2 separate regions of the Homo sapiens genome follow, and region 2 is linked to region 1. A link is a loop called in an ENCODE intact Hi-C map of the cell type or tissue named here. Cell type or tissue: B cell. All regions are shown on one strand. Each heading gives the region's core, and the rest is flanking DNA. Links, peaks and the distances in the headings are about the cores only. Region 1 overlaps DGKG (diacylglycerol kinase gamma). Region 2 overlaps CRYGS (crystallin gamma S).

Region 1 (12,400 bases), core at 2,392-10,391:
AAGGCCAAAAACATGCAGGAGACACTGCTGAAGGAATAGTAAAGATATGTGAAGTTTCTCATTGTCTCTCTTCACTTTGATGACAAAACGTATAAATCAGAAGATAATTTTAATAGGTAGACAATCACTAGCGAAACTAAAAATAGGGTGCACACCTTTCAAATCTGGAAGAATTTAAAATATATAAACCCTATTAATGTAGCACAGGATAGAAAGCAAAAAATAAGCCAACATTTAAAAATTTTTTGAAGCAAGTTGAATGATGTTAAGACTGTATATATATAATATATATATAAAAGAAAAATAGATGAGTTAAAATTCCCTATTAAAAGATCAATACTCTCATATTGAGTTAAAAATGAAAATCCAAATATATGCTTCTTACAAAAGATACATCTAAAATGAAAGGTTATACATACGTATATATAATATATATCTTATTTTATCCTTTATCAGGTATAAAGAAATTAAAAGGAAGACATAGTAATGTTAATTATGCTAATTTTAGGCAAACTAACCTTTCCATGTGCCTAAAGCATAAAGCAGAATAAGTAAACACATTTTTTATTTGATAAAAAGTACATTCAATTATGAGATATAGTGGTCATAAAATGTTAGATATTTAATAACAGAATCAAAATATATAAAAAACTATCAATACATATTCTGAGAAAAGGTTGATATAGAATTGACAGACAGATATTGAGAAGCTTGAAAATATTTGTTTCCATCTTTGAGGTTAAGTAGCAAAAAAATAAATGCTTGGATGAAATAACTCTATAACTCATAAAGAAATTAAATATCATATTTGTTCAGGCATTCATATTTATTAAACTAGATCATAAACTAGTTTACAAGGCAAAAAGCTCCATAAAATCCAGTTGCAGAAATTATAAAGGTCATTTTCTTTGACCACAAAGTAATAAAGCTAGAAATTACTAATAGAAGATTAAGTGAATAAACAAAATTTAGTCACTTGGAGACTTAAAAATTCTCCTAAACAACAAGAGATTTATGAGGAGATCAAAGCCACCATGGTAGATTACTCAAAAAATTACAAAAATAAGAAGGCTCCAGTTTAAAAATTATAGAATATAGCCTAAACTATATTTGGAAGTAAATTAAAAGCCTCATAATCTTCCATCATATAAAAAAGAAGTAAAATGTAATGAATAATACTAAAATTAGAAGAGCAATAATAAAACAATCTTAGGAGAAGCAGAAGGAAGAAAATAATAAAGATAAAAGAAGAAAATAACTAAAAACAGGAAACTCTAGAACTAGTTCTTAAAATATGTCAAATGTTTGAAAACCTAATTTTTAAAAGAGAAAGGAATCAAACATATTAAAAGGTAAAAAATATAAATGTAATATAAAAATATAAATATAACTGTGTCCGTGGCTTTATTTAAATATAAAACAAGGCCGGGCGTGGTGGCTCATGCTTATAATCCCAGCACTTTGGGAGGCTGAGGCACGAGGATTACTTGAGGTCAGGAGTTTGAGACCAGCCTGACCAGCATGGCTAAACCCCATCTGTACCAAAAATACAAAAATTAGCCAGGCATGGTGGCCCATGCCTGTAATTCCAGCTCCTCGGGAGGCTGAGGCATGAGAATCGCTTGAACTCAGAGGCAGAGGTTGCAGTGAGCCAAGATCACACTACTGCACTCCAGCCTGGGCGATGGAGTGAGACTCTGTCTCAAAAGAAAAAAAATTGTAAAACAAAATATACAATCATCTTGATTCTAATGAACTTGAACATCTTAAGAAGATGAATGAAAATCCTGGTAACCATTAATGAAACTAAATTATTTCAAAGAATTACATACTAAATGATCTTAAAACAGATGGCCTTATTGGTGAGATCTTCCATACTACTAGGAAATACGTATTTAGGTGAACTGTTTCATAGTACAGACAAAGATGGAAGGCTACTCAATCCATTTTATGAAATGAAGACATGCAATAACCTAACAAAAATTACATTTAAAAATAGAAGACTATAGACTATAGACTATATATAAATATGACATAAGAATTCTAGTTAAAAGTATTGGTAGGTAGAATTGAACAATGTATTAAAAGAATCATTCACCCCTATGAGCATATTAAAGGAACAAAGGAAAGTCTTCTACTATTAGTTTAAATAGAAAAACTACATGATAAAATAGATGACCCAAAAGTATTCAATTACATTCAACATTTCTGATTTTTAAAGATAAAAACTCCTGAAAACTAAGATCAGAAAGCTTCTCCCCTACTAATGAATACCTTTGTTAAATATATGTTAAACCATAACCAATATTTTACTTAATAGTAAAACACTAGAGGAATTCTCACTAAAATCATGAACAAGACATGTATTTTTAACATTGGAAATTTTAGCCAATGCAATATATACTTGAAGCAGAAAAGAAATGTAATTAGAAAATATAATTAGAAAAAGAAATATAATTATTTGGAAAAGAGTCAAAACTGTCATTATTTGTAGGTGGTATGATTATGAACATAAAAAGCTAATAGAATAAACTGAAAACCTCAAAGGATAAATTACTTCAATAAAACCCTATAGAAAAAATGGACAAATATTAAGTTTTCCGGCATTAATATTAATAGTATACCAGCAATAATCAATTCAAAGGATATAATTAAAGCTTAAAATATCATTATATAAGCAATAAAAGACATAAAATACTAAACTGAACTGTGTAAAATGCATGAAGATGACTATAAGATTTAACCAATAAAGAAAAAAAAAAAGGATTTGAACACAGAACATCCCATGTTCCTGAACAGGGATCCCAAAATCCCAATGCAATTGTTTCTTTAACTCTACAAACAATGCAATTTCTAGGATGTTTTATAAAAGAACGCTGAGAAATAACTTCTCGCAAGATATTAAAATAATTATAAAGCCACAATAATTTGAATAACATGCTATTGGCATGATAATGGATAGATAAATCAATAGTACAGAAGCAAGCCTTGAGAAACCCTAGTATACATAAAAACTAATGAAGGAAAGAGAAAGATTATAAACTAATTAGGTAGGCATGAACTGTTTAGCATATGATATCCAAGAAATTGCGTTTCAGAAAATGTCTTTATATAGAACCTCTCACCTCAAACTATATTCCAAAAACAAAACCAAAGCAAAAAAAAGCCCCCCAGTTCAATTACAGTATTAAATGTTCTTAGCTACCAGAAAAAAAATAGATGATCATAATTACACTGGGGGCAGGGATTTTCTAAGGAAAAAGGGACATATTTGACTGTTAACCAATTTTAATTTCTACAAGTCAAAAATCAATATAGAATCTTCGAAAGACTAAGGACAAGATGTTTGCAATCGCTATCCCAAAGATCAGGTTAATTCTCACAAGGTATAAAGAAACCAGCTATTAGAATCCAGCGGAAAAAAAAAATACTAACAATGCAATAGTGAACAGAGAATTCATAGAAGAAGTGTCATGGGCTAATAAATCTATGAAATAATATTTAATATCACAAGTTTTTAAAAAAGGAAGAAAAGATTTTCAAATTAAAACAGTGAGAAAGGCATGCCATGTTTCACTGACCAATTAGCACAGCTGTTTTGTCTTTATATTCATTGCTGTCAAGGGTATGGGGAGACCAGGACACTCATACAGTGAGGCAAGAGTATCAACAGTTACAGCCATTCTGAAAAGCATGTAGACCCATGTGTCAAGAACTGTTATAAATATTAATATACGTTGATCTAGTTCATTTACTTTCACTTTTAAAAATTGTTCATATACTTCTAGGAATTTATTCTAAGTAAAATACAGATTACCAGAAATACAGAGAGATTGATATATAAGAATGTCACGTCTACATTACTTATCATTGCAAAAAGTTGGAAATTTCCTAAAAATTTCCTTAAAATGCCCAACATTTAGGGAAAGGTTTCAGCTGGGCACAGTGGCTCATGCCTGTAATCCCAGCACTTTGGGAGGCTGAGGCAGGCAGATCACGAGGTCAGGAGTTCAAGACCAGCCTGGCCAACATAGTGAAACCTCGTCTGTACTGAAAATATAAAAAATTAGCCGAGCATGGTGGTGGGTGCCTGTAATCCCAGCTATTCAGGAGACTGAGGCGGGAGAATCACTTGAACCCGGGAGGCGGAGGTTGCAGTGAGCCGAGATCACGCCGTTGCACTCCAGCCCAGGCGACAGTGCGAGACTCCATCTCAAAACCAAACAAAAACAAAAACAAAACAAAACCAAAATAAAACAAAAACAGAAGCCCATATTTGTTTATATATGTATATACAAACATATATATATATTTATTCGGGAAACTTGTCTCATTATTATTACACTGTAAGATGATCTCTCGTGCTTCACCATCACAGTTAGGTGGCATAATCTGAGCCTCAAAATTCAGAATCTTCTCCCAGAGTTAGACGATAGCAGAATCTCAAAGTCAAAGATGATCCTACTTATCTAGTCTGGTGATTCTCAGACTTGAGTATGCATCTACATAACCTACAGGGGTTCTGAAACACAGATTGCTGGGCCACATCCCAGATTTTCTGGTTCAGTAAGTCTGGATGCCAGAGAGTTTTCATTTCTAACAAGTTCCAAGGTGATGCTGATGCTGCTGGCCTATGAGCCACACTTTGAGAACTAATGACGTAGTTGAACTTCCCAACTCATCAATAAATCCCACACTTCTTCCCCACCCTCTGCAAAACCTGATTGTCCAGTTACATTCTTTTTTTTTTCTTTTTCTTTTCTTTTTTTTTTTTTTTTTTTGAGACAGAGTCTCGCTCTGTTGTCTAGGCTGGAGTGCAATGGCACGATCTCGGCTCACTGCAACCTGTGCCTCCCAGGTTCAAGTGATTCTCCTGCCTTGGCCTCCCAAGTAGCTGGAATTCCAGGCGCCCACTACCACACCTGGCTAATTTTTGTATTTTTTAGTAGAGACGGGATTTCACCATGTTGGCGAGGCTGGTCTCAAACTCCTGACCTCAGGTGATCTGCCCCACCTCGGCCTCCCAAAGTGCCAGGATTACAGGTGTGAGCCACTGCGCCTGGCCTTGTCCATTTACATTCGAAGGCCTCTGATGGCAGGAAACACTGTCAGGAAGCAGCACATTCTAGGATCTTGGAGAGCCCGGAAACAACTAAGACCGGAAAGCCATGCAAACCTTCCTCCTCCCTTAGGCTCACCATATTTCTTTAACTTTTAAAATATCGCAGAGACTATTTGAGACCTTCCAGATTTGTGCCTTTCTATGCATCTCCAGTTCAAATTACAGCAGACCTCAGACACTTTTCTTTTTTGTTGTTTTGTTGTTGTTGAGACAAGGTCTCACTTTGTCACCCAGGCTGGAGTACAGTGGCGAGAACACGGCTCACTGCCGCCTCGACCTCCCAGGCTCAAGCGATCCTCTCACCTCAGCCTTCCAAGTAGCTAAGGGCGCGCCTCCACGTCTAGCTAATTTTTGTATTTTTTGTAGAGACGAAGTTTCACCATGTTCCCCAGGCTGGTCTTGAACTCCTGCGCTCATGCGATCTGCCCCTCTGGGCTTCTCAAAGTGCTGGGATTACAGGCGTGAGCCACCGCGCCTGGCCCCTCAGACACCTTTCAAATGGTTTGGGAAGGGTTCACACTTCAGGTTATTGGCCATTTTACTAGGCATTATCTGAATTACACACCCTGAGAAGGCAACATTCAGGAAGAAGTCCCTCAATCTCTTGCTTCTCTTGAAGTAATAAGAATGTGTTGGTTTGCAGAAAACAGCCCCCAACAAAGTCAATCCCCAGCACTAGTGAAGTTCACATTTTTATTCTATTTTAAAGGGGAAATTACATGCTGTAATAGTTTTGTGAACTTCGAACTATCATGCAAGAGTCTAGTGTATCAATTCTCTCTGTGATCAAACAGAAAACTATGCACTAAGCTGCTGATCTTAGCACTTGGCCAGGTGCTGTCAGTGATGTGAATAGTTTTTAAGAAAATCATGGAGACTTTAGTTAATGGCCTGACTCGCCCAATTACCAAAGAAGCTTGGGTGCTAACTACAGAAACGTGGGATGACCTCTTTCTATCAGGGTTTGAAAAGGCAGGCTTAGCCACATCCAACTACCTCCTAAAATAGGATCATAACTATTTTACCTGCTAGCCCCTAATTTGAGGGTAAGGGACTGATATCTCTTTGACTGGAAATGAGGATATGATTTCATACTTCTTTCGGTTCTATAGTAATAGAATCCACAAAGCTGACCAAAATATTATGTTACCCAGGAGCCCCAGACTCCTACCCTGTCAAGACCTTTGTCAGAACCGCTGAAAAACAAGCAGGAGAGATTTGAGTTTTACTTCCTCTTCCGTGCCCTGGAGGTACTAACTAGCAAATAAATAGCTCAGCTAAAGGGATAAAAAAGAGAAGCAAGGGTCTTGTGTCATCTAAATAAAAAAAAAAAAAAAAAAAAGGCCGGGCGCGGCAGCTGGTGCCTGTAATCCCAGCACTTTGGGAGGCCGACACGGGCGGATCATGAGGTCAGGAGATCGAGACCATCCTGGCCAACATGGTGAAACCCCGTCTCTACTAAAAATAAAAAAATTAGCCAGGCATGGTGATAAGCACCTGTAGTCCCAGCTACTCAGGAGGCTGAGGCAGAAGAATCGCTTGAACCTGGGAGGTGGAGGTTGCAGTGAGCCGAGATTGCATCACTGCACTCCAGCCTGGGTGATAGAGCGAGACTCTGTCTCAAAAATAAAAAAATGTGGGGGAGGGGCTCTACCAGCGGGAAATGTAGGCACCAGCTACCATCCTCTGCTTCCAACAGAGCCATCTCCACTGCCAGCACGTAGGGCTTATCAGTCAGTACTTCCACAGTGTGTTGTACCCTGAACAGGCACTGCACTGGCTCAGAGAGTGCCGTGGTGAATAAGCTGAAGTCCTTCCCCTCATGGGCATGGGAGATCAGGAGTGAGAGAAGGCTGACCACAGGGGAACATGCCACAAACGTGTTCCACAGGGGAACAAAGAATGCTACATTGCATGCCACAGATAAGTGCTGTCCGAGTCTCCAGTCTCCAGCCTATGCCTCGCTTCCGTGCGTCCTGGGATAAACATAATGCCCACAATAAGACACACAGCACAAAATGATGTTGATGCATTCTCGGTTTTCTCCTCTGGTGACTATCAAAAAACAGAGACTCTCTCCCCTTTTAGGTCTCTGGGCTGGTGGAAGCCAACATAAGGATCATTTTCAGCTTTTAGCACCAGGTTATGCTAATTGTCCACAGTGTCTTCTGGTTCTATCCTTCCCTTCCATTTCCTGGAGCCCTTTATTTTTATTTTATTTTTTTGAGATGGAGTCTCTCTCTGTCGCACAGGCTGGAGTGCAGTGGTGCAATCTTGGCTCACCACAACCTCCGCCTCCCGGGTTCAAGTGATTCTCCTACCTCAGCCTCCCACGTAGCTGGGATTACAGGTGCCTGCCACCACCTCCAACTAATTTCTGTATTTTTAGTACAAACGGGGTTTCACCATGTTGGCCAGGCTGGTCTCAAACTCCTGGGCTCAAGTGATCCGCCCATCTCAGCCTCCCGAAGTGCTGGGATTACAGTTCCTGGAGCCCTTTCAATGTAAACCTGGCTTACAGTAGTGCCCTCTTAGCCAGGCACTCACTACCCCAGCTCACCTTGACAACAGCTGTTAAATAATTTCCCTCAAACTCTTTTCTTTTGTGTCATGTTATTCTCCAGCACAGAATGCCATCTCTCATGCTTCCTCATTTCTTCATGTGAACCCAGTCTTTCTGCCTCCCTTTAAAACCCCACACCAGCTGCCCCACCTGTGTCCATGACCACATTTCTCATAGTTTGCCCTGAACTCAACCTGCTCATCTGTGACTTCTCTACCCACTCCCTTTTCATCAACACATTTCCTTTCCTTCCTTCAGATTTTAAAATTCTTTCCTCCTTGTTCCCATCAGACTTTTCTCATTCCATGCCCACCTTGTTTTGGACACCACTTGGTTTAGCCGACATTGATTTAAACTCGTTGATGGTTCTGTGTTCAAGAGTTCTGTTGTTCCCTGCGGTCACACTGTCATTTCCTATAATGTGGTAAAAACCACAAGAATGAGTTCATAGGTTCTGTTTCTTTTGACATCCATCTTTCTCCTTCTCTTTCTCCATAAGACAAGGATTTTACTAACTGTTACTTTCCATTTTACAGTTTACAGTGGGCTTTCATTGACAATCTATTCTTTGATCTTTGTGAGGAAAATAAGACAAATGTTATCCTCCTCATTTACAGTTCAGTAAGCACTGGCTCTGAAGAGTCAATGATTCATCTAAATGTTCACAGCAAAGAAGTGGAAGTGTCTGGACTCAAACCCAGGTCTTTGAATTCTAATTGCTTCCTGTTCCCACTTCATCGTCCTACTCTGAGCATTATCATACTTAATAAATATTGTGGATGGATAATGTAGATTATTAAGGTGGCAAGGCCACACTCAGGTAGGAATTAACTATTTCAAAGCCATGACCTGAGGATAAGGTTGGGAATAAAGGCAAAAATGAGAATACATCAGTGTCTTTCACTTCTGATTGACTTAAAGTTTACAGGAGGAAACACTTATAAACCCTAAAATTTAAAGAAAAAAAAGTTTTAAAAAGAATTTGGGGTCTTCCCTCGAAGGCCAAGAAAAGAGGAAATACATAAGGCACTCAATTGGGAACTCTCCACATAATGGTGCTTGGTCAGAGGTCAGACCAAAGCCTCGGTCACTTGATTGACATCTCAGCACTGCCTTGGCAGGAATGACCAGGAGCAATGGAGGCTGGGAATCTGAAGAACTGGGCTCTAATTGTGCTGCTGCTCTGTTTGTGAACTTAGGCTACTCTAATGGGCTCCTGCAGAGGGGTCGATTGAGTCCCTGAGGTCTCCTCTGGCTGTGACATTCTGAGAGTCTGTGAATACCAAGAACACAAGACAGGTGTGAGCTGATCACCACGTGGGAAGCTCACACCTGTCTCTCCCCAGTGCTTCCGCCCCTCACTTCCAGCCGTGCCAAACTCCAGGCCCAGTCAGGGTCAAGTTGCCAATTTTGAAGCCGTTCAAGGACAGTTGTCCTTCTGCATGGGGCTCCTTCCATCCTGAAGCTGGCCTTTCCTTTCTCTGCGACTCACTCTCCCTTAGGCTACTGAGATTTGCATGCCACTAATTCATTTCTGCCTCTTTGCTTTTAGATTAAAATTACTCACAAGAACCAAGCGCCCATGATGATGGGGCCTCCCCAGAAGAGCAGCTTCTTCTCGTTGAGAAGGAAGAGCCGTTCAAAAGACTAAACAGTGTGCCAAACACCAGCTAAACCAAGAGAGAAAGCAAGAAACTATAATGCACACTCACACACAATTTATGTGCACACTCACACATGCACACACACACACACATACACACTCTTCTCTAACCAGTGGAAGCAAAGCCACCCTTCGGGAAGAAAACGTCACCTTGCCATACATTCTGTTTCAACAGTGGGTACACCCCTAACAGAGCCAGTGCCAACAAAACATTTTGAATGGACTTAGGGCCCATGAGGTTGTGGCTGGCTTAGGCAGCAACCTCCACATTCCCACAGGCCTTGAGCAGAATTTTCTGAGACTGAAGGGAAATCCCCCTTTCTTTCTACCAGCCCTGCAAGTTTCCTCATGGACGCTCGCGAGGAGCAGGCTGCAGGTTTCCTGCCTATGGTGAGATCAGATGTGGCCAAGGGAAGGAGCTCTGGTTCCAGAGAATTTGCACAAAGTTCCCTCTGTACAGAGACAAAACGGCCTCCGGCTCTCAGAGCATAATCCTTGGCAGGGCTCAGCAGGCGCACGTTGGTTTCTTGGTCGTCCTTTGAGTGACAACTTCTCCGTGAACCTGCTGAAGAGGCAGAAAGGCTGTGGAAAGCTGTATTTCCATTCTTGGGTTTCTGCGCCGTCGGTGGGCACTTGTTATTTTCCAGGAACCTTCTCCTGGTGTCTACATGTTTGCTTAGAGGCGGCTCCAAGAGCCCCCAGAGCTGCCTGCATAGCACACCTTAGATGTGGTATTTATTTTCTTAGTTCTGTGAACACCTGGGAGGGAGAGCGGAGAAACTGGGATTTATTTTTCAAATTGGTGTCATAATATTGTGTAAAAAGGGAAGGAAAAAAAAAACCACCCCCAGCTTCTTTCTTTTTCAAGCCAAAGCGTGTTTCCTGTTTGAGTTCCAAGCCCTGGTGGCAGACTATTCCTGAAGGCAGAAAAGATGGGAAGGAAGGAACTTTGCTGGGGAAACCAGGAGACGGTTCCCTCCTGCTTCTTTGCACTCACCACTCCCAGAGTATGACCTGAAGGACCTTCTGATGGTCTTAACGTGTGTGCGCGCGTGTGTGTGTGTGTGTGCGTGTATATATATATATTTAGCCTATATATTTATATATATATATATATAAATATTTATTTACTGATGGACTTTTCCTCATTGGAAAAAAAAAACATAGGTAGTATGAGACAGAAAGTGGTAAGGAAAAAGAAGGTTCTCACTCCCCCACTCCACCGTTTCATTGTCAGGACGCATCTCCCTGTGGTGATCACAAGGGTTAAGGGGAATGAAAGTAGCTCCCTATTATGAACGAAGAGACCGAGAACTCCTATTCTGGATCCTCAAAACAAGCATGAAAGACCTGCTGGGCTGGATTTACTCTCCCATTTGTCAGATAAGAAAATTGAGTCTCAGAAAAGTTCAGAGACTTTTCCATGGTGTCTTGGCTAATGCAGCTTGAGAGTAGGTGCCGTTACAAAGATATTTAATGGAGAAAAGAACCCACACATCTCAGAGTAGGGTCATTTCTGGTCACTGAAAAGTGAGTCCACTTGGATCCAGGTTGCCAGGGAGGAACAAACGTACAGCACATGCGTGGATGGGATATCCCCACACAAGAAAACGAGCGCCTCATGCTGCTTCCCAGAGGTTCTCTCTGACCTGAATGGAAAAGAAGTTGGTCTGAGATCGAAGGTACTAAACAGATCATCAGACTGAACTCTCCACATGTCACCTCATCATGGTCATCATAGTCTCTTAGTTTGGAAACAACCTTGGCTGCAGGGATGACCTCAGTGGAGAGTCACAAGAAGGACTGAGGCGTCTTCTGCAAGATACTGCCAGCCAGGACAGAGGGGTCTCAGCAGAGCTCAGTGGGCTTCATTCAGCAAGTGCCAGCATTACCATCCTTTCCCAAGGGCAAGGCCATGCAGAGCTTCATTGGGCCTCCATCCCTCTCTGAGATTTATCAGTGGAAACTTGGACCCACTTGATATCGTTCCACTGAGCTGCCTCTAATCTTGCATTGGACAGGAGCTTTGGACAAAGAAGGGAATATTAAGATTGTGTGTACAAATGGCACTTAACTGTGAAGGACCACCTAGGAGCAAGATCTTGGACCATTCTGCTCAACCTAACAGTGCAGAATGCTAAGTAAGGGGAAAACCAGGCCACCTGAAGAATATCTTTAATGATGGTATTCTTGGTGATGGGACCAACAAGCTCCAGAATTACTACAGGTACTATCTTGGAAGCCACTTGTTTCTGAAACTGAGGCAGGTTCAGGTTTGGGGTCACTGATTCTAAGACATTTACAGAAGTTCGTGCATGTGTTTCAGCCATGATCCCCAAGATTGAGGCTATTGAGACATGGCACTATCAACAGGTGAAATTGATTCTCAGAGACTCACAGGTCTCATGAAGGGGCAGTGCAGAAAATGGCCCTTACCTGCTGCACCCTAGTGCACAGGACTTGCAATGTTGCTTGAGAGACATATCCCAAGTCCTTCTTAGAGGCATGGAGTATAACAACTTCAGTGGAATTGCACTTCCAGTTTGGTAACCTTAGTAAATCTTGTGTTGTTGTTTAATCGTGCCTTGCAAATCATCCTTTAAACACTATGACTGTGGTTTCTTGTGGTGGAGTCCCTCATCATAGTGACCCTCATAGCAACCTCTGAGGTTAGCAGAGAAGGTATTATTATCTCGATCTCAATGAGGAGAACAAGGCTTAATGAGGTTTAGTGACTTCTCAAAGCCACATGGTTAGTCAGGGGAGAACCTAATCCCTTATTTCTTATCTTATTCTGATTCTGGCCATGCTACAAACATGTTCTCACCTGCCCCCCATGCTTCTACCCCAACAGCAATAAAAACTGTAAAGCAGGAACTCTCTAGTACATTGTGTTGTCCCTAAACTGATGGGCTAGGAATTGTGTCTCATTATGGCTTAGTCTTTGTGGGTTTTCCCCAGTGAGTTGAGAGTGGAGATAGACCTAGTAGGATGATTATATTCAGGTCAGAGACCAGCTCCTCTCAAGAGAGTTCTTTCCACAGATGGAAAA
Region 2 (12,400 bases), core at 1,106-9,105, 380 kb before region 1:
ACTGTGATTGCGACTGTGCAGATTTCCACACATACCTAAGTCGCTGCAACTCCATTAAAGTGGAAGGAGGCACCTGGGCTGTTTATGAAAGGCCCAACTTTGCTGGGTACATGTACATCTTACCACAGGGAGAGTACCCTGAATACCAGCGTTGGATGGGCCTCAACGACCGCCTCAGCTCCTGCAGAGCTGTTCATCTGGTGAGTCTGGGGACTGTGTACTCCCTCTGTTTCCCACGCCCTCTGTCCGCTTTCTCTTGCTTTTAGGTGAACATTTTCTTGAGTCTTCTCTACCTCTTAATGAGTAGCTGCTTGTTGGCTGCTGAGGCTTGAGTAACATCTTAGAGCAGCTCATCACTAGAATGACTACACTAATTTCCAGGGTGCTGTCTCTGCCTCTTGAGTGTTTTGAAGAATTAATTTTTTCTTATTGAAAGTTAGCTGTTTTAGTCAGTACATGGTGAGATGGGAGTTCAGATCATCTAGCTTTCAAGGTGATAAGTTCTGAGCAATACTGTTCTCTAAGTTCTTGACCTGCTGGTGATTTCCATAATGGTTTCTGTTCATTTTCTCCTGTGTCTTTTCAGCCTAGTGGAGGCCAGTATAAGATTCAGATCTTTGAGAAAGGGGATTTTAGTGGTCAGATGTATGAAACCACCGAAGATTGCCCTTCCATCATGGAGCAATTTCACATGCGAGAGATCCACTCCTGTAAGGTGCTGGAGGGTGTCTGGATTTTCTATGAGCTACCCAACTACCGTGGCAGGCAGTACCTCCTGGACAAGAAGGAGTACCGGAAGCCCATCGATTGGGGTGCAGCCTCCCCAGCTGTCCAGTCTTTCCGCCGCATTGTGGAGTAATGACATGAATGGGGCCATATTCTTCCTGGGGCCCAAATGCTGGCTGGCCTTGTGGTCCAAATAGGCATCATCAATAAAACAGTTGGCATGCATCCCACTGCTGACTATAATGCCTCTCCTTAAATGCTTCTAGGGACCAGCAATACAGTGCTCGCCACAGTGGGCAGTCACACAAAGCTACCCATCTGCCAGATCACCAATCTAGATCTTTGTGCCAAACAAAATGAGATCTCATTAAAAGGTTAGAAAGTCATACTGACATGTGGTGGTTCCTTTAGCTTATGTTTTGCATTAATTCAACAGGCACAGTAATAATTGCTACCATTTATTGAGTGCCTACATTATTTCATTTTCTCCTTACAACCCTGTGAGAGGTAGTTTTTCGGTATTTTATAAATAAGGAAACTGAGAGAAATTTAAAATGTGCCCAAATTCACCAGTTGGTGGATGGAGGAGCCAGGATTCAGTCCAGGCTACTTCTGCTCCCAAAGTCATTGTTCTGCTTTCTAACACATACATTCAACACATTGGCTGGAGATCTGTGCATATAGTGTCTGTAGAAGCCCCTGAAAATTTTTAAAGGTAGAAAAGACGGGGTCCTCTGATGTTCCAGTTGAGGGGACAGAGTGTCTATCAAGAACAGCCAGTGAAAATAGGGTTATTATTTGAAAATGGTGGAGCCATAAGCCATCTGAAGTCCTTGTTTAAGATCTAAAGCCTGCTATGTTAGTTACTTCTCAATCCTAAGTTTAGATTTTTTGTGTAAAGAAAGGACATATTAAAAGTGTCCCTACATTATAATAGTTGAAATGGAGTTTTATCAAGTTTTACTTGCTTTGAGTAACCCCTGAGATTTTATTTAATCTTGAAGAGAAGAATGAAGAAGGAAACAGTATGGCCAGGAGTATTTAGTGAACATACAAGTGAACCTGGGGATATGCAGAATGCACCCATCTGTAAATGAGATAGCAAAGCCCCTGTCATCTAGGAGCCTTCCCCAAAAGGACAAATTAGAATTGCTAAATTTCCCTTGTGTATACTCTATAGTGCACAGTGCATACTCACCCCAAAATATGTTTATTCATGTTGTTATCTTCCCCTCCCTTTTGTCATTTTGTCTGTTTCAAGTGAGAGACTGAAAAAAGTGGGTGTAAGTAAGGGAGGGAAACCTGACAAATGGAGAAGGAATGGGAGGCCATTTGCTGAGCTGCAAAGAGCTCTGGCCTGTGAGCTGACTGCAGCCATCAGCTCTGGATCTTGCCACCATACCATGAAGCTACCTTTCCTTATCTCCAAAACAAGGGAGTTGAGCCAAATGCTCTCTGGAGTCTCATCCAACACAAACATTCTAATTCCCCAGACACCAGCAGGAGGACATTAAAAAACTAGCTGATGACCAAGGACTACTGACACTTACTTTTAGAGGCATAATTTCTGGAAGTGACCTCAGAAATCCACTGATTTTTTGCCAAAGAAATAGGCTGTGATAAGTAAGTTAGTATCAGTCTCTTTTCTCATATCAACTGCTTGCCATGTTCTTTGGTGAGTTGGTCACAGTCTGTTCAACTAGAAAAGCAGTTCTGGCAGCAGGGTAGGAAAACAAGAAGTGTCAGGATGACTAACCACAGTTTCAGAGAAGTAGAAGATGGCTTTTGACAGATAAAAGCAGGATTATTATTTTGGAGTGTTGCATGCCTCCTGGTTCATGCCTTGGTCCAGAAAGAGATTGCTATCATTTTCTCCAGTTGCAGACACACCAATCAACTTTCTGCTTAAAAGGAATTTGACTAACAATTGATATTAGAGGTCAAAAACACTTTATATCCTTATCTATCAGTCAGTCCCAGCTCTTTTGGTAGAACATTCAGCTGTTAGGACAAGAAGCTGGTGTCTTACCTGTCACCCACACCCAGAACAGCACCTGATAATTCAGTTATCTCCCCCTACCTTTTATTGTTTTATCGCTCTGAAATGGGGGATCTCAATAAAATAAAGCAAGGGCACCCTTAAACCATTTTAACCCTATTTCCATCACAAGAATTTCTCTAAGACAAGTCTCTGAATATTCCCATATATGGAGCTCACTGTCTATTGGGATAGAAAAATAAACATAAGTATGTCCCAAATGTTACATGGGACATACTTACACTAAGAAATTGTCATTTGTCTGAAATTCAAATTTAACTGTATCCTATATTTTTATTTGCTAAATCTGACAACCCTACTTCAAGGACAAGGCAAGTTACACAGGAGTGACATGGGGCTAAGAGCAGAGAGTGGTGCAAGCTGTGAAAATGAGCACATTCCCCAATAGAAGGGCATTTAAATACTTTTTTTTTTTTTTAAATCACTACACACCAACAAAATACATCTGCATCTGAATGTGGCTTGTGGACCACCAGTTTCCAATCTTGGCTGTAGGACAGCTCTGAATATCAGAAATTGTTTTTTAGATTGAGCCAAAATCTGATCCCTGAAGCTTTCAACCTGCAATCCTAGTTTTCATCCATAGGATATAGCTCTTTAGGTATTTAAAGATGCCTCCAGTTTGCTTCCATGCTGGCATTTCTACACTGAGCAATGCCTGTTTCTTTCATCCTTTCTCTCCTCATGTGTGGGCTCCCAGACTCCTCACCATCCTGGTGCCTCTCTTCGAGCTAATGGTCATTTCTCTCTCCCCACTGTCATAGCTGTATGTAGTCTGACCAGTGCAGACTACAGCTGGAGGATTATGTTCAGTTCTTTCATCTTTTTTCTCTGATCTATGCTGTTCTTAACTAAGCTCAGCTCTCCCTGTGGCCCAGCCCTGATATGGATGACTGGCTACCTTTCCCTAAGAGCCAACTCTCCAGTCAAAGGGCTAAAGAGTTCTCTTCCTCTTTGGGTAGTTAGACAGAAATGGATTCAAATTCTGCCACTTCCATATGTTAGCTCTAAGTCACATAATCTAACATGTATATCCTCAATTTTCTGTGAAACTAACATAACACCTAATCTGTGGGCATTAAAATGAGATAATATGTGAAAAATATGTAGCATATACAGTTAATTCTCATTATTTTCTGTAATTATACTCCATAAAAATACCTCAAACACTGAATTGCAAATATTGAATTATTGCTCTTAGATAAAATACTAGGTTAAGTTCCTGTAAGCCTCTGGTCACATTTTTGTCAACTGATCAATGCATAAACTTTTTTCATATGTGTTTCTCTTTAAAGACTCTTGAATATATGTTGTGGATTCATTAACATGGAGCTCAGGACCAGCAGCACTCTAACTGCTGCCTGAAGAAAGATGATCTAACAGGTATCTCAGTAAGGCACGTCGCAGCCTTCTCATGCTTAGGAACACTAGACAGCCCTTCAGCACTACATTTGGGGATGTTTTCAACAGTGAAATTACCAACGAAGAACAGTGCAATGCGGAAAGCATGACACTAAATGGGTTGAAAGGAGACTTGTTTACAGTATGGGAGCTGAAACAAGAAGGGGGAGCATTTGTTCGACCTTAGCTGGGAATATACTCATTGGATGACTCAAATTTTTCACTGCTCTGCTCATATCCATAAATGATCACAAGAGCACCACGATTAGTGATTTTGCGATTACAATGAAATTGGAGGGAGTGGGTGAATTTGCAAGTATGAAATCTATGTTATAATGAGGGTCACCAGTTCTTTACCACCATGGTTGTCATATTAGTACTGTTTCTGAGTAGTAAAGTACTGCTATTATCAGTTTTGTGTGTGTGTGTGTGTGTGTGTGTGTGTGTGTGTGTGTGTTTTAACTTGTCTAGCTTTTTAAATCCCTGTTTCTACCCCCTAGTTGTTTTCAGAAAAGCATTTCTGCATTTTTGGCAGATGCCTCATAATTGGGAAGAAATATATCAGAATGGTCCAACCCATCCTACTACCTTGAAAAAGAGCCATATTTTTGTTATCACGGGAGTTCAGCCTTTTCTTAGCTCTCCCATAAGCTTCTCCCTTGGTTCTAGCTCCCTTGGTTCTAGCTCCCAGCAATTTCCACAGCCAGCAGAATTGTCCCTAGAGTTCACGCAAGTCTCCCTTATTTTTGTCTCTCTTCTCTGAGGTTCCTCAGGAGACAGAGGGCAGCTAATCACTGAGCTTTGGGTGACCAGCTTCTGGCACACACAGGAGAGGAGAATCCCTCATGGGCGTGACTTCAGAGCAAGGGAAACTTTTCTGTCCACAGACACCTCACACCTTTACCTCTTCCTTCAAGCCTCAAACTTCAAAGTCAGGCAATTTTAGAACAGGAGAGGCTGGGGCTTCCCCATATACTGTAAAAACAGTGAGATTGGGGCTTACTAACCCCAGTTTACAGATGAGGAACTGGGGCTCAACGAGGCTAAACAACTTGTCTGAGGTCATTGGTTCCAAAGCTCTCATTCTTTCCACTGTACCGTGCAACTTCTGCTTCTCAACTTTCAAGACGGAACCATGGTAACTTGTCTATCATAGAATGAGCTATTTCTTTTTAAATAACTTTATTGAGATGTAATTCACATGTCGTAAATCCACCTGTTTAAAGCATACAATACAGTGGTTTTTAGTATCCTTACCGTTGTCTGTATGCAATCATGACCACAGGCAATTTTAAAACATATTCCTCACCTCAAAAAGAAACCCAGTACCCTTTAGGGATCACTGCCTTATCTATCTCCCCAGCCCCTCAGTCCTGAAGAACTACTTTCTGTAGATGTCCGAGTCTATTTTCTGTATGTATGTATTTGCCTATTCTGGACCTTTTATGTCAATGAAATGATAAAACACGTGGTCTTTTGTGACTGGCTGCTTTCACTTAGCAAAATGTTTTCAAGGTTCACAGATATTGTGGCCTATGTTGTTGCTTCATTTCTTTTTGTGACCAAATAATATTCCATTGTATGGAAATTCCACATTTTGTTTATCCATTTATCAGTAGATAGACATTTGTGCTGTTTTCACCTTTTGGCTATTTTGTTTTTTTTTTTTTTTAAACAGAGACAGGGTCCCACTCTTTTGCCCAGGCTGGAGTGCAGTGGCATGATCATGGCACCCTGCAGCCTTGAAATCCTGGCCTCAAGCAATCCTCCTGCCTTGGCCTCCCAAAGTGCTGGGATTACAGGTATGAGCCACTGTGCCCGGACTGTGTATAAGTTTTTATGTGGAGATGTATTTTCATTTATCTTGGGTATATACCTAGAAGTATAATTGCTGGGCACCTGAGCTATTTATTAAATGCTGGAAGCCTGCAGGGCCTTAAAGACAATACAGACCTAGGTCGAATTCTACCTCTCCCACTTTCTAGTTGCAGGATTTGGGCAAACATACTTCTCTTAGTCTTAGATTTCTCATATGTAAAATAGAGGTAGTTATAACTACTTTGCAGCGTTAGATGAGATAATAAGAGAAAAGTCCTTAGCCCGGTGAATGACCCAAAGGAGCAGGTCCTGAATAAAGGCAGCTGTTTTAAAATATGGAATCTCTGGAAGGAGGAGACCTAAGAGGAGTCCCTTGTGGTAAACAGATTGGGAACTAGAGGGCTGTTTGTTTCTCCAACCCCTCTCTGCGTTAATAATCAATGATTTTATGAGATCATTTCTGGGAGTAAGTGGAGGGGAGGAGGTTGGGGAGGGGAGGGGAGGGGAGGTAGTGGTAGGGAGTACAGGAGAGCCAGAGAGCTCTGTGCAGCTGAGGGGGGTAGCTGATTGCACAGAAAGGGGAAGTTAATCTCCTCACTCTATTTCTGCCAGGCCTGTGCTGCCCACTTGGTCTTATCTCACCTAAATGATCTCATTTCCTTTCACTTTGGTCCTGTTTCCCCAGCACCAGTGTGCCCCTTTGTGAGTCTCAGGACCCTGGTTGAGTGGTTCTGGAATTGATTAGCTTTCAGGGGAAATACTGCCAGCACTTTGCCTTCTGGGACACAGCAGGCAGAGATTTATTCCTATTGTTCATGCCCCCACCCCCCTGAACAGGCCACATTAGCCTGTCCATTGAACCGTGGGGCCAGAACAATGGTGGGGCCTGGCTGTAGTGCTGACCTCCACAATTTCTGGGTACACACTGGATGGTTTGCTTGAGCTCACAGTGAACCTGGTGACCCTGGCTAGGCTAGTACTCCAGGATCCAGCACTCAGGACAGAAAGATGAATCTTTAGACTGTTTCTGTGAGCAGGGGGAGAGGAAAGGATGAAAGAAGGGGGAAGAGGGTTACCTGCAAGTTAGTTATAAATTAGAACCACTCATAAGCTTTTGGGGCCTCCCTAAAGGCCAGAGGTGCTAGCAGTTGTGAGGGAGTCACATTTACCTGCCACACTCACTGTGTCTTGCAGCCACTTAGCAGCAGCTCATATTTGCACATACTATTTCAGAGTTTGTAAGGCTCTTTGACATACGATACCTCATTTGACCCTCACCATGATTATGTGAGAAACAGGAGATAATTATCATTATTCCCATCTTACTCATGAATAAATTGAATCACAGAAAAGGCTCTGTGACTTTCAGGTGGATTACAGACTTTCTAGACCCCCATATTTAAGACCAGCCTGTTGGTGTGATGGGGGTTCATGCCAAAAGTCTTCTCTGTGATGTGACAATTTCAAGAAAGCCATTTTCCTCACACAAGTTTAAGGCATGCTTTCAGTGGACCCTATGGTTTCAAGTAATGTTAGTGAAATACAAGTGGGAAGTGGAGTGCTAGAGTTGGGGGAAAGTGTGAATGTCTATGAGTATGCACCTGGAAGACAAATAGAAATGTATTTATCCAGAAAATGTGCCACATATACTCCATGGAATACTATGCAGCCATAAAAAAGAATGAGTTCATGTCCTTTGCAGGGACACGGATGCAGCCGGAAGCCATCATTCTCAGCAAACTAACACAGAAACAGAAAACCAAACACCACCTGTTCTCACTCATAAGTGGGAGTTGAACAATGAGAACACATGAACACATGGAGGGGAACATCACACACTGGGGCCTGTCGTGGAGTGGGGGGCAAGCAGAGGGAGAGCATTAGGATAAATACCTAATGCATATGAGGCCTAAAACCTAGATGACAGGTTGATGGGTGCAGCAAACCACCATGGCACATGTATACCTATGTAACAAATCTGCATGTTCTGCATATGTATCCCAGAACTTAAAGTTAGATTAAAAAAATAATAAATGTATTTATCCATGGTTTTGCTGATCTTTTGCCCTCCTGCCCTCCATTTCTCTGGTTTCTGTCTGGGTCCTGCCATAGTGGAAGGATGAATTTGGCAGATCTGCAGAGCACAATGGAGGTTCGGGGCATACTCTTCAGGCACCTTTCCTTTTAAGCAAATCTAATCAGGAAAAATTTCAAATTTGCACAACCAGTAGATTAGGGGAAAATATTCACTTTTAAATGACCATGGGACTGTTTTTAAAATGTACACTCAAAATTTCAACAAAAATTCAGTGTTCATAGAATGTCTGTTATCAAATAGTTGTGTGTTAAATGAGAGAAAAATCCATAGGATGTTAAAAGTTGACCTATGCCTAGATTTATCAAAGCAGATTCTCTCAGGCAGTGACATTCTCACACTGTCCTTAGGCCCTGGGAAGAGGAGCCCTTCTCTGCCTTGGGGAGGTTCCTACATATCTCAAAATCTACAATAAAAAAACACTTTCTGTCTTTCCTGTCTAAATCTTTCTGTCTCTCTCTGTCTGGTTTGGTAACCAGTTGGGCGAAGGGAAATTATGGGAGAGGGCAATGGGCTGGAATACACTCTGTAGACTAGGGGATACGGATCTGAATGCTCAAGTAGGGAGGTGGGTGAAAGGAGAAAATCACAGCCTCTTCTCTGGGAAACTAGAGAAAGAGGGTCTGATTGATTGATCAATTGCTTACTAATTACTTATTTGAGGGGTTTGCTTTATTAAGGTATCATTTGCAAACTATAAAATTCACCCTTTTTAAGTGTTTGGTTTGCTGACTTTTGACAAATGCATACAATTGGCTAACTACCAACACAATCAAAACATAGGACATTTTCATCACCCAATTAAACTCCCTATGTCCCTTTGCAGTTAATCTCTGTCCCTGCCCCCTCACTTCCTGCTGTGGAATCACTGATCTGTTTCCTCTCCCCATAGCTTGCCTTTAATGTCATGTAAATGGAATCATGCAGTATGTAGACTTCTGTGTCTAACTTCTTTCATTTAGAATAATGCTCTTTAGATACATCTATGTTGTTGCATGCACAGTGGTTTGTTCTTTTTTATTAGAGTATTATTCTACTGTATGTAGACATTCTACTGTACGTATGGATGTATCCCATTGTTTTTTCTTTTCTTTTCTTTCTTTTTTTTTTTTTTTTTTTTTTTTTGAGGCGGAGTTTCGCCCTTGTTGCCCAGGCTGGAATGTGATGGCGTGATCTTGGCTCACCGCAACCTCCACCTCCTGGGTTCAAGCAATTCTCCTGCCTCAGCCTCCCGAGTAGCTGAGACTACAGGCATGCATCACCATGCCCGGCTAATTTTGTATTTTTAGTAGAGATGGGGTTTCTCCATGTTGGTCAGGCTGGTTCCATTATGTTTTACCATTCACTAGTTAAAGGACATTGAGTTGTTTCCAGAAAGGCTACTATGGTTTATAGTTGCTTCAAACCACCCAAAGTGGGTGTATAGCCAGGCTAGTTTCCCCAAGATAACTGTGCTCTTTCCCCTCTCTCTGCTCCAGTGATGGAGTTTTGGCAGGTCCTTAGAAATACCTGGAAATCCTGAGTTGAGAAAATGACAAGTGAAACCTATTTGCCTTGGCTTCCTGGGGATCTTGATTGTGTTAGTTTCTATCCTGGGTTCAGAAGGTCATCAGCTGGGAGTCCTGGAATCCACGTCCGGCTTTAGCGCCATCTTGTCCCAGCAGATCTGAGCTACTCCCAGGTTCACAGTTAGCAGGGGTGGCCTAGGGGAGGGCTTGGCTCCTTTTGCCTCTGGGTTGCAAGCTAGGAATGCAGACTGGCACTAGGAATAGCTTAATTTACAGATTCTAAATGTTTAGACGTCGCGTATGTGGGCGTCCGTTTGTATTCTTGCTCCAGGTCTGCAAATGTTAGGGAGGACCTGTTCCTGGCCGTAACTGGGGAGGACATCTCACAGTTTCTTCCTACACTCCTGTAACCAAATTACTCCATCAGGCACCAGTGGCCCTCTGGTGGTTCAGAGGAATAAATTCTTTACTAGAAGTACCTGCTTTGCTCCCAGGGTGTAGCTTCTGTGCTGGGAGAATCTTACCTCATTATTCCATCTGGTCCCCTGACTGACAGCAGCTGTCAGGGCAGGAGAAAACAACCCGTGCTTGGCAGTCCTCCTCTATGTCCCCAGTCAGCTTCCTCACCCACTCTCAGCAGCAGCTGCTTCCTCCTCACTCTCCCCAAGTCCCCCCCATCACATGGCCTGGCCTCCACAGATACCTCCACCTTCTACTTAGTAGAGAAAAGAAAGACGTTTGTTCAGCTTCCTCCCCACTGCAGCACATTTCTTCCTGTCTTGAATATATCAGGGTTCCCTGACATTTTGTTCTTGGTCCTCTTCACGCTTGACTCTCTCATGGATTTAGCTTTCCTCTCTTCCTACATATGACTTCCAAATCTACCTCTCCTGACTCATTCTCTCTTAGCTTCAAGATCCAGCCATCATCCTGTCCTTATCCTCTCTTCTCTCATATCCAGCTGGTTAGAAAATCCTGTCCAATCCACCCTCTGTGGATTTCTCAAAGCCATCCTCCATCCTCTGCCTCTCTGCCTTGTGCCTCTGCACACGTACTTGGTGTGTCCTCCCACAGGTCTCACAGCCTTCTCTGTCACTCCTCAAAAATCAAGAACCTCACTGCCTTCAGAGCATTCTTTCTACAACACAGTCATGAGTGTGTCAAATCCTTAATTTAAACCCTTCTAATCCTCTGGGTTCCAAGTGTTTGCCAAACAAAATCCCAACTTCCTGGACCATGACATATGTACTTCATGACACAGTACACAGAGGCATCCAGCAGGCATGAGGGGTGATATGGTTTGGCTGTGTCCCCACCCAAATCTCATCTTGAATTCCCATGTGTTGTGGGAGGGACCCGGTGGGAGGTTAATTGAATCATGGGGGTGGGTCTTTCCCAGGCTGTTCTCGTGATAGTAAGTCTTGTGAGATCTGATGGTTATTATAAGGGAGAGTTTTCCTGCACAAGCTCTCTTTCTTTGCTTGGTGCCATCCATGTAAGGCATGACTTGCTCCTCCTTGCCTTCTGCCATGATTGTGAGGCTTCCCCAGCCACATGGAACTGTAATTCCAGTTAAACCTCTTTCTTTTGTAAATTGCCCAGTCTAGGGTATGTCATTATCAGCAGCATGAAAACAGACTAATGCAAGGGGCTGCAGCGCCGCTGGAGGAAGGGGCTTGGGAAAGCCTAAGGCCTGCAGAGGGGCCCCTTAATTCCACCTGGCACAAAGGTTCATAGCTCTCCACTCCCCCAGTACCCTGACTCCCACCTCCGATCGAATATACTTGCAGTGAATCACATAATTTTCCAAGGGTGTCATGCTGTTTTCCACTGGGAATAACCCTCCCTACATTTTTTTTTTTTCTGTGAGTCTTCTCCTTATCATTTTTAACAGCTTAGATGTCCCCTCAGGGGCTTCTCTGACAACATACCTCTCTTCAGTGCTCCTGTGACACTCCAGCTTCACCGCTTCTCAGTCCATAGTATCCAGAGTAGTTGTTTCTCATCTCCTTTAGATTGTGAGCTCCTTGAGGTCAAGGACTGTGTCTTTTGCCCACATATCACCGGGGTAAATGTTTGTTGTTAAATGGGCATTTATCATGCACTTACTATGTGTCAGGTTATTTGTGTACTGTTGCCAGTACTGATACATTAGGAATTTAAAGAAACAAGAGTCCTCTTGAAGACCTAAAGTTATCAAGTATCCTTATCAAGGATATAGCAGAGATCCTCAAAGTCATCTTAATAAGACAGATAGGCTCCCCATCCTTCCAGTTTTACTGTATCCTGATTGGAAGCAAAAAATGTCTTATATGCAGAAACAAGTCAAAAAACAGAAGGGGCATGGCCAGCCACAGAATATAAGAAAAGTTGAGTCCTGGGGACCAAGGTTGGATGAGTAGGTGGGTATGTCCAGGTGTTGTTCCTGAAAGAGGAAGCCTTGGCTAGTGCCTTTAGATGTCGCTGTCCCTTGGGCAGGAGCAAGCAGGACACTCACCTACTGCTGATGGACTCAAGCTTCTAGCTGTCAGACACTTGAGTCCTCTAATATCCCTCATCCTGCTCCATGTTTCTCAGGCAAACCTCTGATTCTGACTTGGCTTTCAAGTAATGTGACTGCTATTAGTCATAAGGGTTCATTTCCTATGATAGTTATTCCTCTTTGTAAGTTACAAACTTGGATGCACCCACCCATCTTCACTGTGCTGACCGAAGCTGGTTTCTGGACTCAAGGCTAGGTGAGCCTTTTGAAATGTGAACTCAGATCATTTGCCCACTTTAAATTCAGATTAT

Evidence for each region. A loop is a pair of places that touch in the nucleus more often than their neighbours do. Peaks named below come from ENCODE experiments on the same cell type or tissue, not always from the same donor. Only the 100,000 strongest peaks of a DNase experiment are listed, where the experiment ranks them.
Region 2: it touches region 1 in a loop (10-fold over the local background); 3 of 110 quality-filtered maps call a loop at or near these places.

The regions. Positions count from the first base shown.
Region 1 is chr3:186,147,026-186,159,425 of GRCh38, reverse strand. It overlaps DGKG (diacylglycerol kinase gamma), which reads left to right. Exons shown (of 25, transcript NM_001346.3): 25 at 9,238-12,225. The coding sequence ends at 9,336. Among named protein-coding and RNA genes, the nearest start is that of ETV5, 44 kb to the right of the region's middle. In B cell, for the core only: no CTCF peak of the experiment used is centred there; DNase peaks (open chromatin) are centred at 6,305, 6,885 and 7,925; H3K4me3 peaks cover 885 bases; H3K27ac peaks cover 1,847 bases.
Region 2 is chr3:186,527,155-186,539,554 of GRCh38, reverse strand. It overlaps CRYGS (crystallin gamma S), which reads left to right. Exons shown (of 3, transcript NM_017541.4): 2 at 1-200; 3 at 587-1,112. The coding sequence ends at 859. Among named protein-coding and RNA genes, the nearest start is that of CRYGS, 11 kb to the left of the region's middle. RefSeq lists an enhancer at 5,424-5,493 and a silencer at 6,460-6,519. In B cell, for the core only: no CTCF peak of the experiment used is centred there; DNase peaks (open chromatin) are centred at 5,244 and 6,684; H3K4me3 peaks cover 1,776 bases; H3K27ac peaks cover 2,630 bases; H3K27me3 peaks cover 798 bases.